Linked DNA regions of Homo sapiens: region 1 is linked to region 2. A link is an interaction called in ENCODE POLR2A ChIA-PET data of the cell type or tissue named here. Cell type or tissue: endothelial cell of umbilical vein. All regions are shown on one strand. Region 1 has its middle 12 kb from the start of LPIN3. Region 2 overlaps ZHX3 (zinc fingers and homeoboxes 3).

Region 1 (8,000 bases), 79 kb before region 2:
TGCACCTGGCCTTAATCCTAAAATTAATAATTTCAGGATTAAAATGTACACAGGCACCATGATAATAACATTTAAGGATCGACTTTCCTCTGTGCAGTGAGAAACAGACCCCCAAGACCAGTGTGAAAGTAATGAAAAATTAATTTTAACATGAAAAATTTTCATCCAGTTTTAGAAAAATACTTAGAAAACAACCTGACCTTCTAAAACATGAAATTTATTTGGGGTTTTTCTATGATTATAACGAACTAGGCATAATTGTGTCTTAGAATTGAGTAGAGTCTTAGAATTGAGTAGAAAAATAACGTACTAATTCTCTTGATAAATTTTAAAATACTAATTCTGTTAAAATCTTGATTGTGAAAGAACCTAGACAACTCGCACTGAAAAAAATACCAACACAGATAATATACACATTAATCACATACATATACAGTCACACAAAGAATCTAAACTGGTGATTTTAACAAGCTAGGCAAAATACCATATATACTTGAATATAAGATAATGCCAAGCCATGAGCATAAAATTGAGGCAGTCACTTTATTTTGTTTTGTTTTGTTTTGTTTGAGATGGAGTCTTGCTCTGTAGCCCAGGCTAGATAGAGTGCAGTAGAGCAATCTCGGCTCACCGCAAGCTCCACCTCCCAGGTTCACTCCATTCTCCTGCCCCAGCCTCCCGAGTAGCTGGGACTACAGGCGCCCACCACCAAGCCCGGCTAATTTTTTGTATTTTTAGTAGAGACGGAGTTTCACCGTGTTAGCCAGGATGGTCTCAATCTCCTGACTTCGTGATCTGCCCGCCTCGACCTCCCAAAGTGCTGGGACTACAGGCGTGAGCCACCGCGCCCAGCAATGACTTTATTTTGAACAAGAAAGTGGCATAAGCAACTCAGAATGTGTCGCCTAACATAAGAGCTCTTCCCTCTATGTGTATAATTCCCCACCTCAGTGTATAATTTTGGGAGAAAAAAAGTGTCTTCTATCTGGTTATCTACCATTGCACCTTGTTACAAGGCAGGCACAATATCATGTCCAGATAGAACATCTAAGGAGATACATTTTGGGAGATGAAACTCTCATTTGGACTAAAGATGAGTGCATGTACTAACACAGGGCTACTGAACCACTAGTCTTGATTGCATTAGACAAAACGAAGGTGACTTGTCTTCATTTCCACAGTTGCTTCCATGTAAAAATCAGTTTTATTGCTCCTTTCATTAAAAAATATTCTGAGCCAGGCACGGTGGCTCATGCCTGTAATCCCAAAACTTTGAGAGGCTGAGTCAGGCAGATCACTTGAGGCCAGGTGTTTGAGACCAGCCTGGCCAACATGTTGAAACCCTGTTTCTATTAGCCGGGTGTGATGATGTGCACCTGTATACAAGCTACTCAGGAGGCTGAGGCATGAGAACCACTTGAGCCTGGGAGGTGGAGATTGCAGCGAGCTGGAATCATGCCACTGCACTCCAGCCTGGGCAGCAGAGTGAGACTCTGTCTCAAAAAATAAAAATAAGATAAAAAACATTCTGATCAAATAATCTTGCAAAGGAAAGACAAGTTTACCGTATAAAAGCAAAGAGAAAAATGATTTTGTGCTCAGTTACGTTTAGGACCTTCACAAAGTACATGTTCTCAGGGAGCCCTGCTATGCTGTCTGTGCCAGAAATTTCATGTATTGTCCCTGGACATTGAAATGGTCAGCTGGCCCATTGTATGCTGTCCACACTGGGTCTCCCTGAATGGCCATATGGCCTTCACGTACTTCTTTTCATCCAGAGTGAGGTGGTGACGAATTCCTGTGGGGAGAGTTATGTCTCCTTTCTCCATGAAGATGTAGATTCACTTGTCTTCTTTATCTGTCATATCAAAAGTATCCACTGCCACCCGGGATGTAACAGATCCGATCATCCAAGTGTAAATGCTCCCCATAAAACACCTTAATCTTTTCTTCATAATTTGGTAATTTATCTTTACATATGGTTATTATGTCTATCCAGGAGTAGCTTCTCTCTCTTTGAGTCTTTTCTAATTCTGGATCATTCTCTCATTTGTCAGTGTCCAGCTTTAGTAGTGCACCCTGAGCCAGCATGGCTGTTTCTGGCCCACTGGGTGGCCAGGGGCTCGGGGTGGTGGGGCTGCCTCCAGCAGTCTGGGAACTCATCCATGTACTAGGCCTGCACCATGGCTGCAGATGCTAACAGGCAGAGTGGGGCTAGAGAGGGGAGGCTGCATGGAAGGGCTGCCACTGGGAGTGAGGGGCTGTTGTGATTAGAACTCAAGGCTCTCAGGAGCTGGACAAAAGGTAGAAACTGTTGTTATAGATGAGGAAAAGGAAACCAATTATTGAGTACACTTAAAAGTATACTTGGTCAGATGCAGTGGTTCATGTCTTTAATCCCAACACTTTGGGAGGCTGAGATGGGAGGATCGCTTGAGCCCAGGATTTCAAGGTTGCAGAGCTGTGATTACACCACTGCACACCAGCCTGAGTGACAGCGTAAGACTCTCTCTTTAAAAAAAAAAAAAAAAAAAAAAAGCACACTGGCTGTTTCCTCTGCCCAGAAGTTTCTTTCCCTAGATGCCTACCTGGCTGGCTCCCTCACTAACCTCAAGACCACACCAATGTCCATGAAGTCTACCCTGACCATGCCCAGACACCTCTCTGTGCTCTAATCTTTTCCAGTAGCCCTAACAACTTCCTTGAGTGCTAATTCACTTCTTGAGGATGTCTGGTATGTGTGTGTCTCCCTCCAAAAGAATGCAGGCCCCGTGAGGACAAGACATCTGATCTGTCTTCACTGACAGTTCCTAAGAACAGTCTGGGGCCGGGCACGGTGGCTCACGCCTGTAATCCCAACAGTTTGGGAGGCCAACACGGGTGGATCACTTGAGGCTAGGAGTTCAAGACCAGCCAGGCCAAGATGGTGAAACCCTGTCTGTACCAAAAATATAAAAATTAGCCAAGTGTGGTGGTGCATGCCTCTAATCCCAGCTCATGGGGAGGCTGAGGCAGGAGAATTGCTTGAACTGGAGGTGGAGGTTGCAGTGTGCCGAGATGGTGCTACTGCACTCCAGTGAATGAGACTCCGTCTCAAAGAAACAAACAAAAAGCATCTGGCACATAGTAGGTCTCTGATAAAGATTAGTGAGTGAATGTCCACATCTTTAAAGGTTTTGCCTGTACCTTGAAGTCTCTGTTCCTTGGGGCTGCCTCTTTGCCCAGTACTCTTGACCCTGTCCCAGGTGATATGACCTGTTGCCCAGTGTCTGCCTGATCAGTAGGGTCTTCCTAGAGTGCCAGCGTTTTGACCTCCATGTGTCCCCACTAAATTGCCAGCATGTGTGAAATACTAAATTCCAGCTGTTTTTGTTTTTGCAGGGCAAGAGGGTTAAAGAAGGAGTAGGAAGAGGGGGAGCTGATGAGAGGAGCAATGGTCAGAGTGGAGGGGGTGGAGAGAGAATACAGTCACAGATTTCCCCACCCCATCAACTTTCCAAGCAGCTCAGAGCGGCAGCAGAGCCGCGAGTGAGGGCTGCGCACCACATATCCGGAGCTGTGTGCCACGTGGCAGAAGCTGTCCCGTTGAGTCATGGGATGTACTGCTGCACTGCTCTAGAGTTTGGTGTGTAGAGTATTTTTGGTTTTTACAGTCCAGCTCTCTGTGTAATGACTTCCTTCCCGTGGCCTTGTTCATCGAGGTGTCCCTGAACGACTAGCTGAGTCACAACATTCCTTGCAGCTTAAAACACTGACCCAAGGCAGTTTCTCCATGTAGTTAGGGACTTAGAAGGCTGCCAGGGAGTGCCTAGGGAAGACAGTCTGTAGTGCTCCTGTCTCTAACAGGCACCCCTCCCCGAAAACATTTAAAAAGCAAGTGAAAATAGAGAACAAATTCCATCTGTTAAGTCACTAGGAAATGGCCTCAGCCCTGCCACAACCTGAAGAATAATTTGTCAGTGACCATGAAGTCAATTTCAAATTGAATCGGGGCACCAGGAATGAACATCCATCGTCTCAGTGTTACTGCAACGCGAAGGGTCAGAAACCCATGTGAAGAGATTGGACTGGTGGGAATATAAACTTGCTCAGCCCTTCTATAAAATAAGCCAGTAGTTCTGAGTAAAATTAAGTATGCATAGGGCTCAGTAGTGTAGCAGTCTCATGCCTGGAAATACATTTTGAAGAAAGTTTGCTCAGATCCGCAAGAAGACAAGCAGGAGGTTATTTGTTACAGTGTTAATGGCATACAGGAACTAGAGGCAAAGGAACTAGGGGATGAGTTAGTAAAATGTTGTGGATACATACCTTGGAATTCTACATGAAATAGACATAAAACAGCATGGATGGAATTTATAGTGTTAAGTGGAAGAAAACAGTAAAAGATTTAAAACACAAGGCCAGGCGTGGTGGCTCATGCCTGTAATCCCAACATTTCAGGAGGTCAAGGAGGGAGGGCTGCTTGAAGCCAGGATTTTGAGATCAACCTGGGCAACAAAGCAAGAGGCTGTCTGTACAAAAAAAATTTGTTTAATTATCTGGGTATGGTGGTGCGTGCCTGTAGTCCTAGCTACTCTGGAGGCTGAGGCAAGAGGATTGCTTGAGCCCAAGAGTTGGAAGCTGCAGTGAGCTATGATCACACTACTGTGCTCCAGTCTGGGCAGAGGAGTGAGACCCTGTCGTGCCAAAAAAAAAAAAAAAAAAAAAAAAAAAAACGGTGGGGAGAGATTTAAAACACAACCTTTTTTCAGTTTTACTGAGGTATAATTGATGTATAATAAAACACATATCTAGGCCAGGCGCAGTGGCTCACGCCTGTAATCCCAGCACTTTGGGGAGGCCGAGGCGGGCGGATCACGAGGTCAGGAGATCGAGACCATCCTGGCTAACATGGTGAAACCCCGTCTCTACTAAAAAATACAAAAAATTAGCTGGGCGTGGTGGCGGGCGCCTGTAGTCCCAGCTACTCGGGAGGCTGAGGCAGGAGAATGGCGTGAACCCGGGAGGCGAAGCTTGCAGTGAGCAGAGATGGCGCCACTGCACTCCAGCCTGGGCGACAGAGTGAGACTCCATCTCAAAAAACAAAACAAAACAAAAAAACACATATCTAAAGTGTACACTGAGTTTTGATGTGTGTACCTGTGAAATGATCACCACAATCAAGGTAATAAGTATATTAATCACACCCAGAATTATGAAGTTTCCATCACCCCCTAAATTATGAAGTAGGTCTCTATGTATTAAAATATGTTTAACAGATGTTTAGCAGCTACTGTTAAGTTTTAAAAAGGTAAACAATACATGTAATATAATACCATATTTATAATAAAAAACGTTTAGATACCCTAAAAAAATCTGGAGGAACATACAACAAACTTAATTATGTTTATTGTTGAGAATCTTTCCAGAGCTGCATGGCCTTCTTTTGCTAATGTGCAGTGCACCTCAGGAATTGCTTGTTGTCCCATATCGTGGCCTCCAGTGCCTGATGAAAGTTTAGCATGCTATAAATGGGTCATTATGACCCCCTAACTTTCAGTGACTTTATTAAAATAACCCTGTAGCTGGGTATGGTGGCTCACACTTGTAATCATACCACTTTGGGAGGCTGAAGCAGGTGGATCACTTGAGCCAGGAGTTTGAGACCAGCCTGGGCTACATAGTGAAACCCTGTCTCTACAAAAAAAAATAGAAAAATTAGTTGGGCATGGTGCTGCGTTAGTCCCAGCTACTCAGGAGGATCACTTGAACCCGGGAGGTCGAGGCCGCAGTGAGCCATGATAGTGACAGTGCACTCCAGCCTGGGTGACAGTGAGCCCCTGTCTCAAAAAAAAAAAAAAAAAAGTAACACTGAAGTCATCACAATGGATTCTAACAGAAGGGTGGCCTGACCGTAATAATGTTCTCTATCCCCACAGCAGAGAGCTGTCAGTCACTTCCTTGAATTCCCTCACCTCGAAGGCCAGTTTCTCTCCTCATCCCTGCATGCAGGAGATATTCCAGTAGGGGGTTGGTTTTCTGTGCCTGGGTACAAAATGGTGATTCCCTAACTAGTTACCATGAAATCTGTCTCTATTACCACTCTTTCTGTGTCTCATAAGTAGAGGAGTGGTGGGGGATTGTGGGGGAGGGACATGTTTGGTTTTGTGTGGCTATGGGTTTTATAGAAAGGCAGTCTTAAGATGTGTGTGTGACTTCTCTGGCTTCACACTCGTTATCAGATTCTTCCATGGTACTGTGCACAGCTATACTTCACTCATTTTCAGTGTTGTCTGTAGTGTTCTGCTGAGTGAATATATCACAATTTATTCCATCTGCTACTGATGGGCATTTGGGTTGTTTCCAACGTGGGGTTATTATAAATAATGCTGCTGTGAACATTCTTGTACATGTCTACTGCTGTATCTGGGCATGTGTTTCTCATGGGTATGTATTTTGGAGCAGAATTTCTGGGTTATGAGCTATGCCTATGCTTAACTTAAAATAATGCTACTGGGTGCGGTTGCTCACGCCTGTAATCCCAGCACTTTGGGAGACTGAGGTGGGTGGATCACAAGGTCAGGAGATCAAGACCATCCTGGCCAACAGGGTGAAACCCCGTCTCTACTAAAAATACAAAAAATTAGCAGGGCATGGCAGCATACACCTGTAGTCCCAGCTACTTGGGAGGCTGAGGCAGGAGAATTTCTTGAACCCTGGGGGTAGAGGCTGCAGTGAGCCAAGATCGCGCCACTGCGCTCAAGCTTGGGACAGAGCGAGACTGTGTCTCAAAAAAAAATAATAATGCCAAACTGTTTTCCAAAATGTTTATACAAGTGCACTCCCTTCAGCAATGTATAAGAGCTTCCCTTATACATTCACCAACAGTTGTTACTGTCAGACTTGGAATGTTTAGCCACCTGGATCTGTAGTAGTTGTTCGCTGTATTTCATTTTCATCATTAATGAGGCTAAGCACTTGCTACATGTTTATTGGCTGTTTGGATTTGTGTCTGTGTGTGTGTGTGTGTGTGTGTGTGTGTGAAGAGCCTATTTTTGCCCATTTTTCTATTGGTCTATATAGTAGTTTTTGTATATTTTGGATATAAAACTTTTGTTATGTGCATGGCAAATCTGTGGCTTGCTTCTTCACTCTCTTAGTGATGTCTCTTGTTGAACAGTTCTTAATTGTAAAAAAAAAAAGTGCAATTTATCGATCTTTCCTATGGCTAGTGCTTTTTCTGTTCTGTTTAAGAAAACTTTTTTTCTTTTTTTTTTTTTTTTTTTGAGGCGGAGTCTCGCTCTTGCCCAGGCTGGAGTGCAGTGGCACGACCTCGGCTCACTGCAAGCTCGGCCTCCTGGGTTCACGCCATTTTCCTGCCTCAGCCTCCCAAGTAGCTGGGACTACAGGCGCCCGCTACCATGCTCGGCAATTTTTTTAGTATTTTTAGTAGAGATGGGGTTTCACCATGTTAGCCAGGATGGTCTCAATCTCCTGACCTCATGATCCGTCTGCCTCGGCCTCCCAAGTGCTGGGATTACAGGCTTGAGCCACTGCGCCCGGCCAAGAAAACTTTTTCTACCTTGAGGTTATGAAGATATTATTGTATGTTATCATCTAAAATTTATTGTTTTACCTTTCATGTTTAAGTCCATATCCAAAAAAATTGGTTTGGCTGTTCATTGAATAAGTGAAGTTTAGTTGGAGCAACATATCACATATATGCACCCATTCATTCAAGATATATTTATTGAGTATCTTCTGTATGTCAGGCCATGATTATAGTTTTATTTTGTGTATTTAGGTCATAAGCAATCCACCTGCCTTAGCCTCCCAAAGTGCTGGGATTACAGGAGTGAGCTACCAGACCTGGCCAGCGTCAAATAGTTGAGTCTTGTTTGTTTGTTTTAATTTCAGTTTGTTAATTTTCCCCTTTTGCTAGAATATTTAGTCCATTCCCATTTAATATAATTACAGATATGATTTCAAACCATTTAAGTATATAATCTGGCTATTTAAAA
Region 2 (8,000 bases):
CAAAGTGCTGGGATTACAGGCATGAGCCATTGCGCCTGGCTGAGAACTAACAAGTATTGAGTACCTTCCATTTTTTTTGGTAGGAATTTTTTTCCAACATTTTATTATGAAAAATTTCAAACATACTGCAAAATTGAAAGATTATTACCATGAACAACCATATACCCACTACCAGTTTTCAGCCATCAGTATTTTACTGATTTTGCTTTCCCTCTATCTAGTCATCTGTCATAGTATTTTCGATGCATTCCCCCCTCACTATTTCAGCATGTTTTATCGCTAAGTAGAGGTAATTATTTGTTTATAGGTTTTTTCTTTGGAAGTAAGATGTGTGCATTTTATTGTAGTTAAATCTTAACTGTATATGGACCTGGTTTTGACAAATGGATACACCTATAAAACCCAGACACCTAGAAGGATATTATCATTACCCAGAAAGTTTCCTCATGTCCCTTCCCAGTCAGTGCCCACCCCTACTCCCCAGAGGAATATCTACTATTTTTATATTGTATATTCATATGGCATCCTGTTCTACCAGAATTTAAAGTGACTCACTCTGGTCCATAAAATACAAGAAGAAAACATAAATGAGAAGTAGATGGAAAAAAGAAACCAAGGTAGGAATATTAAATGGAACCAGGAGACCACCTGGAACTTTTATAAGTGATACATTATTCAGTCCTCACAAAAGATATACATAATTATTTCCATTTTATAGACAAAGAGGCTACAAAGCTATGCAGCTAATAAGTAATAGGGACACTTTTACTCCAAGTCCATACTTTTTTTTTTTTTTTTACTGTAGTCCCAAAAACCAAGACAACAGGTAAAATAAAAGCTTATTTTAACTGTGAATGTGGTCTCAAATAATATACGCTAAAGTATTTGCAAAATTGTGTTTCCTCTTCTTGTTGGTACTTTGACCATGAGAGATGGCAAGGGTGGGGGCACTAAAATAGTCCTGCAGTCCTTACAAATTTCCTTAAGGTCAAGGTTGGCTTTGGTTTATCCTGTGTGGCCCTAGAGATGGGATTCCATGTCCTCAGTTATAGAAAAAGACAACTTTTCCAGGACTGGTGATAAGAGTGAGAAGTCTTGAAATGTCCTGTCGACTGTTAATTAGGACTATAGCAACATCAACAAGGAGGCATCTTACATATAACAGACTCCTGGCCAGAGTTTTCAGTTTTGACTTTAATGGGGTTCGTTTGTTGTGTTGAGGAAGAGAAAAGATAACATTTTATAAAAGAATTATAAACCTCTAATAGGGGACCTTAGAAATCTGCCTTCTATATTCTGTGTTGTCTCCTTTATAATAATATATTGTATATATAAGTAATGGGTGAGGAAGAACTGAAGATTACTTTAGAATTTCTTACTTAAAATGCCAGAAAAGGGATTGGGCATGTTATATGGTAGGAAGGCTGTCACAAGACTCCTGGATAAAGTTAGAGAGAAACTGAAAAATAAGATGGGCATGTTACAGTTAGACTTACTTGGCAGTATAAAATGAAGACTTTCCTCTTCTGGGCTGTGGCCACCAGCATCGCGGGATGACACCTGGGTTTGGCTCTGTTGGGCCATAGGGGACTAAGACGTACTCACATGGTCTCAGGTGATGGATTAAGAAAACACAGGAACTAGCTCAGTGGCGAGGCCTAAGAAGACCTAGAGCAATGACTCTGGAAACCACTAGAAGTGAGGCAGGCATCCAGTAGTCCTGCTCTACTGTCTGTACTGTCTTCTCTCTAGCCCCTGTCCCCTATCCCTCTGCTCCCTAACTTCTCATTTCCCACTCCCAGCCCCTCCTCCCTGGATCCCATACCCAAAGTCTGAAAAGAGGACATTTCCTGGTCTTTCAGGCCTTCTGCCCTGTGCCTCTGGTCTTTTGGAGGGTAAGGCAGGTATAGACAGCCAACTCACCAGTAGAAAGATCCACATTAATGGTGGCTAGCAATGATAAAGACTATTTCCTCCTCCCTAGGCAGCAATACAGTTATCTTGAATAGACTGCTTTATTTGGAAAAAACAACATTTTTTAAGTTATAAAAGCCATTCTTTCTTATTGTAGATAATCTGAAAAACATAGGAAAGAATAATGAAGATAATTGAGATTCCCTTAGTGATATCTTGATATCATTCCTTTTAGGTATTAATTTAGAAATTGCTTACATACAGTGTAAAGCCATGTTATATATATATATATATTTTGTATCTCACTTTTAGGATATTTATGTATTTATTTATCATGTCTTATCCAAATATTTTTCTGTATCAAAAATGATAAGCATAATGTAAAATAAGCATTGCTATTCTATCTATTCTATAGACAGTACTCTACTTTTAGCTTAACTATTTTGTTGAATTTGAAGTGAGTTTTTGTGAACAGCATATAGTTGGGTTGTATTTTTATTCTACTCTGCCAGTCTTTGCCTTTTAGTTGGTGTATTTAGATCATTTATCTTTAAGCTAATTATTGACATATTAGAGCTTTAATCTGCCATTTATTATTTACTGTTTCTTTTCTTGTCTTTCTCTGGGTTACTTGAACATTTTGAGAGGTTTTTATCTTGACTTTCTAATAGTTTTTTTAGTGTATTTCTTTGTATTATTTTCTTAGCAGTTGCTCTGAGTATTACAGTATACCTATGTGACTTACTGTAGTCTACTATGATCAGTATTTTACCACTTTGAGTGAAATGTGGAAACCTGATTTCCATTCAGGTCCCTTTACCTTCCCCCTTTTAATTTTTAATTTTTTTAAGACACAGAGTCTTGCTATGTTGCCCAGGGTAGAAGTGAACTTCTAGACTCAAGCAATATTCCTGCTTTAGCCTCCCAAATAGCTGGGACTACAGGAGGATAATCTATATATATATATATCTCCCCATATTTCTGCCTTTTCTGTTGTTTTCTGTTCCCTTTTGATGCTTCAGAATTCTTTTAATCATTTCCTTTCTGTTTGAAAAACTTCCTTTAACCATAAAAATGTTGTGCCACTTCCTTCTGGCCTCCATGGTTTTATTTTTTAATTTTATTTGTTATTATTTTTTATTTTTAGTAGAGACGGGGTTTCACCATGTTGGCCAAGCTGGTCTCAAACTCCTAACCTCAAATGATCTGCCTGCCTTGGCCTCCCAAAGTCATAGGATTACAGGCGTGAGCCAGTGTGCCCGGCCAGGCCTCCATGGTTTTAGATAAGAAACCTGTTGTCGCTTGATATTCCCTTATAGGTAGTATGTTGTTTTTCTCTGCTTTCAAGAGTTATTCTTTGTCTTTAATTTACAGAAATATAATTAAGATGTGTCTTAGTGTGGATTTCTTTGAGTTTATCCTATTTGGGATATGTTCACCTTCTGAATCTAGGTTTATGTCCTTCAGCAAATTTGGGGAATTTTCAGTCATTATCTTTTTGAATACTCTTTCAGCCCTTCTTTTTATTCTCTCCTGTGACTCTGATAATATGAATATTGGATCTTTTGCTATTGTTTCATAAGTGTTGGAGGTTCTGTCTGTTTTCAGTCCATCTTCATGGTTTTGCCATGTTGCCCAGGTTGGTCTCGAACTCCTGGCCTCAAATGATTAAACCATCTCAGCCTCCCAAAGTACTGGGATTACAGACATGAGCTACCACGCCTGGCCAACAGGTGATTTTTTAAAATCTACTTCGGACATTTTGTCTATTAAGAGAGTCTGGGTCCTATTTAAATCTTCCATTTTAGCAGGCGGTCACAGTGTTTAGATGCAGCATGTGAGCTGGGATTTACTCTTGTGGTTCCAACGATGATTTACTTTTCAGAGCCTTTGCAGTACTCTTTTGGTCCACTTGGTTTATCTGGTGCTGCCACGGCTCCCACTAGTCCCTGTTGGTGCTGTCTGATGGGGGTAAGGAGTTTCCCCAGGCCATGCTGCCTGATATCTAGGTAGAGGAGGGAGTCTCCATCCTGCTGGGATGCAGCTTGCTTCCTGGGGGCCCTGTAGTTGGGGGGAAAAGTGTTTCCCCAGACTGCTTTATTGTTAGTGGGGTCCTGAGCTATCCCCCTTGTTGGTGCTTCCAGCTGGCTTGGTATTGTCGGCAGAACTCCCATTCAATCCTCTGCTGCCCTCTGTTGCTAGGTTGGGGGTTGGGAAACACCCTCGGCCACCTTCTTCTATTGAATGGGGGTGTGGTCATAAGATGTGCTGCTATGTTGTTCCTCCAATCCTGGGTCCCTAAGTAATTCACCTTCCTTTTTCTTTCAGACTTCTCCTTTGGTTGCCTTTTGTGTTATTTTCAGGATTTACAGTTGTGCTTACAAGGAGGTGGGGAGAGAAATGGGTTTAGACCATCTTGTCTGAACGGTGACAGGGTTCTATTTAACCATTCATCTTTTGGATGCTAAGATTGTTTTAAATGGTGAGTAGATTAGACTTTGTATTGGAGAACTGGGGGAAGGAGGCCTCCCAACGACCTTGATATCTGAAAGGCTTTCTTACTCCACAGACTGATGGGCCTGGGCCTGGTTGGCCGCCCAGTGCAGGCTATTACTCATCTGCCTTCCGCTTGCTTGGCTGGTGATGTCAGTTCTTCGTGTCTGCTTTAAAGGCAGGCTTTTCTTGTTCTTATGCTCACTGAATAATGCAGTAGTTTGTTATACTTTTAGCATGATTAAAACAGAGGAACTGTCACTTTTGTAGGGTCTTTTCTTGACCTATCCTTTTGGTCAATGTTGTTTCCCTTTTGGCAAGGGAATTTTGCAATTTATTTTAAATTCAGTCATGCAAATTGTATTTAATTGTGACTTAACTATGAGATTTTTTTTTTTATGTGAACAATTCTGTTTCAGGGCTGCAAAACAATGACCAAGTTTTTCTTATATTAGTGTGAAGAAAGTTTTTAACATTTTCCATTTGTGAATGAGGAATTTGAGGTCATCTCAGTTCTTCCAAAGTAAATGTACCTTTAAAAAAATCAGAGTGAGAAATCCTATATAGTGGAAGTCATGGGTAATTTTGTATAGTTTACAAGAATAGTTTTGCACAAATAATTTCAGGTTAAAATTGCATACTATTTATCCCCACCCATTTCCTTTATTGGCTGTGACACACAGGAATTACGCCCATTGCTTGACTAACCTTTCTGACCTTTTGTTACTTGGCTATAAATTGACTTGGGTCTTTTGCAAAAACACTGTCAGGGGGGAAAAATCTTTTTGTTAGAACCCAGCCAATTCCTGCTTCAGTGGAGAACAGTTTGTTCTCCTGAAGAAATGAGCCAGTTCAGTGAACAGAAAAACATAGCCATAAACTGGCATCGTCAAACACTGCAAAAGCGATTGCCCACATTCATTCCACAGAGGAGGGAGCTTTATAAAAGAATGAGGTTTTGGAGAGAGAAATACAGTTTTGAGCACCATGGGCTTTAGGTCAATGTAATTGACTCGTTAGAGTGAGCTGTAACCACATAAAAAAATTTTCTTTTCCTGAGCTCTGGCAGCCACCAACATTTTAACATTTTAAACAGGAATATTGTGGAATTCTCCTGCTGCCTGCTTTCAGTCCTCTTGACTGTGTTGTATAGCATGTATCCTCTGCATTTCATTTGATGTTCCCATGAGATTGGAAGCTGCCTGTGTTCAGCAATGCAAACATTTCCCAAGTAACTGCTCTGTGCAAAGCTGAGTGTTGTTATACTTTTAGCAGAGAAGACATTAATAATGGTCAGTGAATTACAAAAAAAAAACCGGAGAAACTGGAGAAATCGTTGTATGACAGGCACAGGTGCAAAGTAGTAGAAAAATGTACAAGACACAGTTCTGGACAGACTGTACCACAGAAGTAGAGGCATTTGAGAGAGGTTTGAAGTCTGTTGAAGAATTTGCCAAATGGATGAGAAGAGTATTCTCGTCAAAGAGAGGAGTATATGTAAAGCTGAAGAGTGATGACCCAGCATGGGGTTTCAGGTACTATAAGTAGATTTACGCTTGGGTGTAAAGTATAAGGAGGGAAACGAGTAGCAGACAGTGAAACTGGAGAGGCGCAGGGACCTGATACCATCGGTCTCAAATGCCACCTGAAACAGTTAGGAATTTATACTGTAGGCCATGGGAGGCTCTGTAAGAGCTTGAAGCAGGGGAATGGCCTAGGCAGAGTTGAGGTAGGAAGATGTGGGTTTGTAAGGAACTGTTCAGAAAGGGTGGGTTGGACCAGACTAAGACAGGATCATGATACCAGGCTGAAGTGGGCAGACTTTGTCCTGCAGGGAATCACTGAAGACAATGATATGTGCTCTAGAAAGGCAAATATGGTTGTGATTCAGGGGAGCATACAGGGAGGGCAGGGTGCAGGCAGTGTAGATTGCTGAAGTTACTGCAGAGGTTTACAAGCCACAGGAGAAGGATGGTGCTGCAAAACCTTACTCAGGGTGCAAGTTGGTCACTGGGGAGTGGAGGGGAAGAGGAAGGAGGCAAAAAGCCTGAACATGCTACTTAATTCTCCTGTTAAAGACACTTAACAGGCACTTAATGCCTGTTAAAGATACTTCCACACAGACTATCTTGTTTAATTTTTATAGTGGGCCCTATCTTGTCTATATTCAGATGATTTCCATTGTGCAAAAGAGAACTGAGGTTTGGGAGGTTCAATACTTTGCCCAAGACCCAAATGACCTACACTAGGAAGTAGCTGAGTCCAGATTAGAACCCAGGTTCATCCAACTCTGAACACAGTGACATGCCACCCTTGACTAGTACTTGCTATAACTGAGCTGCCCAGTATTAAGCAAGTCTTTCTTTTTTGAAACAGGTTCTCCCTCTGTCACCCAGGCTGGAGTGCGGTGGCATGATCTTGGCTCACTGCAGCCTCGACCTCCTGGGTTCAGGCAATCCTCCTGTCTCAGCCCCGCCAAGTAGCTGGAACTGCAGGCATGAGGCGCACGCCACAATGCCCATCTAATTTTTGTATTTTTGTAGAGACAAGGTTTTGCCATGTTGTCCAGGCTGGTCTCAAACTCCTAGGCTCAAGCGATCTGCCAGCCTTAGCCTCCCATAGTGCCAGGATTACAGGCATGAGCCACCATGCCCAGCCATATACATACTCTTTATAAGAGTTCATGTCTATAAATCATAGTACTGCTAATATTTAGATATTAGTTTTTTTTGTTTGTTTGTTTGTTTGTTTGGTTTTTTTTTTTCAGATGGAGTCTTGCTCTGTCCCTCAGGCTGTAGTGCAGTGGCACAGTCTCGGCTCACTGCAACCTCCACCTCCTGGGTTCGAGTGATTCTCCTGCTTTGGCCTTCCGAGTAGCTGGGATTACAGGCATGTGCCACGACGCCTGGCTAATTTTTGTATTTTTAGTAGAGATGGGGTTTCCTCATGTTGGCCAGGCTGGTCTTAAACTCCTGACCTCAAGTGTTCCACCTGCCTCAGCCTCCCAAAGTGCTGGGATTACAGGTGTGAGCCACTGCGCCTGGCCTAGGTATTAGTATTAATGCTAATACAATTAGTATTTCAAAAGCCTGGATTTTTTTCTTCTTAACCTATTACCCTATGAAAATATCAGCTATATCATTTTATTTGTTAAAGTCTCACCATTTTAGAAGAATTGGTTTAGGGGAAAGCCCAACCAAATTGGCAAAAAGTATGAGTGAGTGAGTATGCTTAAATAAATGTAATTTTAAAATGTTCAAGGTGTGTCTGTATGTGTGTGTAACAATTCACATTAGAATAACAGACTATGGCTTTCAGAAATTAGAGAACCTTTTAGGACTGACATGAACTTAATGTAAATTTTAGTAAATGTGTGCTTTAATAGGTCTCAGAAAACATACCTTTTAGTATTATATCTGAAGAAGAGGCTTACTAAGCAAAAATCATCTTCAGTGAAGTCCCAGGACGAATGAATGATTCTCTTTATGCAGCATTCATTCTACTGTCATGAGGTCATGGAGTCTGTGTTTAGGGCCTAGGAAAGGAGATGCAAAAGAACCAGAAACAAAACTGGCCTACTCTATATCAAAAAT

The links. Peaks named below come from ENCODE experiments on the same cell type or tissue, not always from the same donor. Only the 100,000 strongest peaks of a DNase experiment are listed, where the experiment ranks them.
Region 1: POLR2A ChIA-PET joins it to region 2 with 10 read pairs; 6 of 35 experiments call an interaction of 5 or more read pairs at or near these places.

The regions. Positions count from the first base shown.
Region 1 is chr20:41,325,308-41,333,307 of GRCh38, reverse strand. It overlaps the pseudogene ADI1P1. Among named protein-coding and RNA genes, the nearest start is that of LPIN3, 12 kb to the left of the region's middle. RefSeq lists an enhancer at 3,414-3,463. In endothelial cell of umbilical vein, no CTCF peak of the experiment used is centred here; a DNase peak (open chromatin) is centred at 3,657; H3K27ac peaks cover 1,669 bases.
Region 2 is chr20:41,246,044-41,254,043 of GRCh38, reverse strand. The region is part of intron 2 of ZHX3 (zinc fingers and homeoboxes 3); the gene reads left to right. Among named protein-coding and RNA genes, the nearest start is that of ZHX3, 68 kb to the left of the region's middle. In endothelial cell of umbilical vein, a CTCF peak has its summit at 3,863; DNase peaks (open chromatin) are centred at 4,143, 4,523 and 5,153; H3K27ac peaks cover 5,221 bases.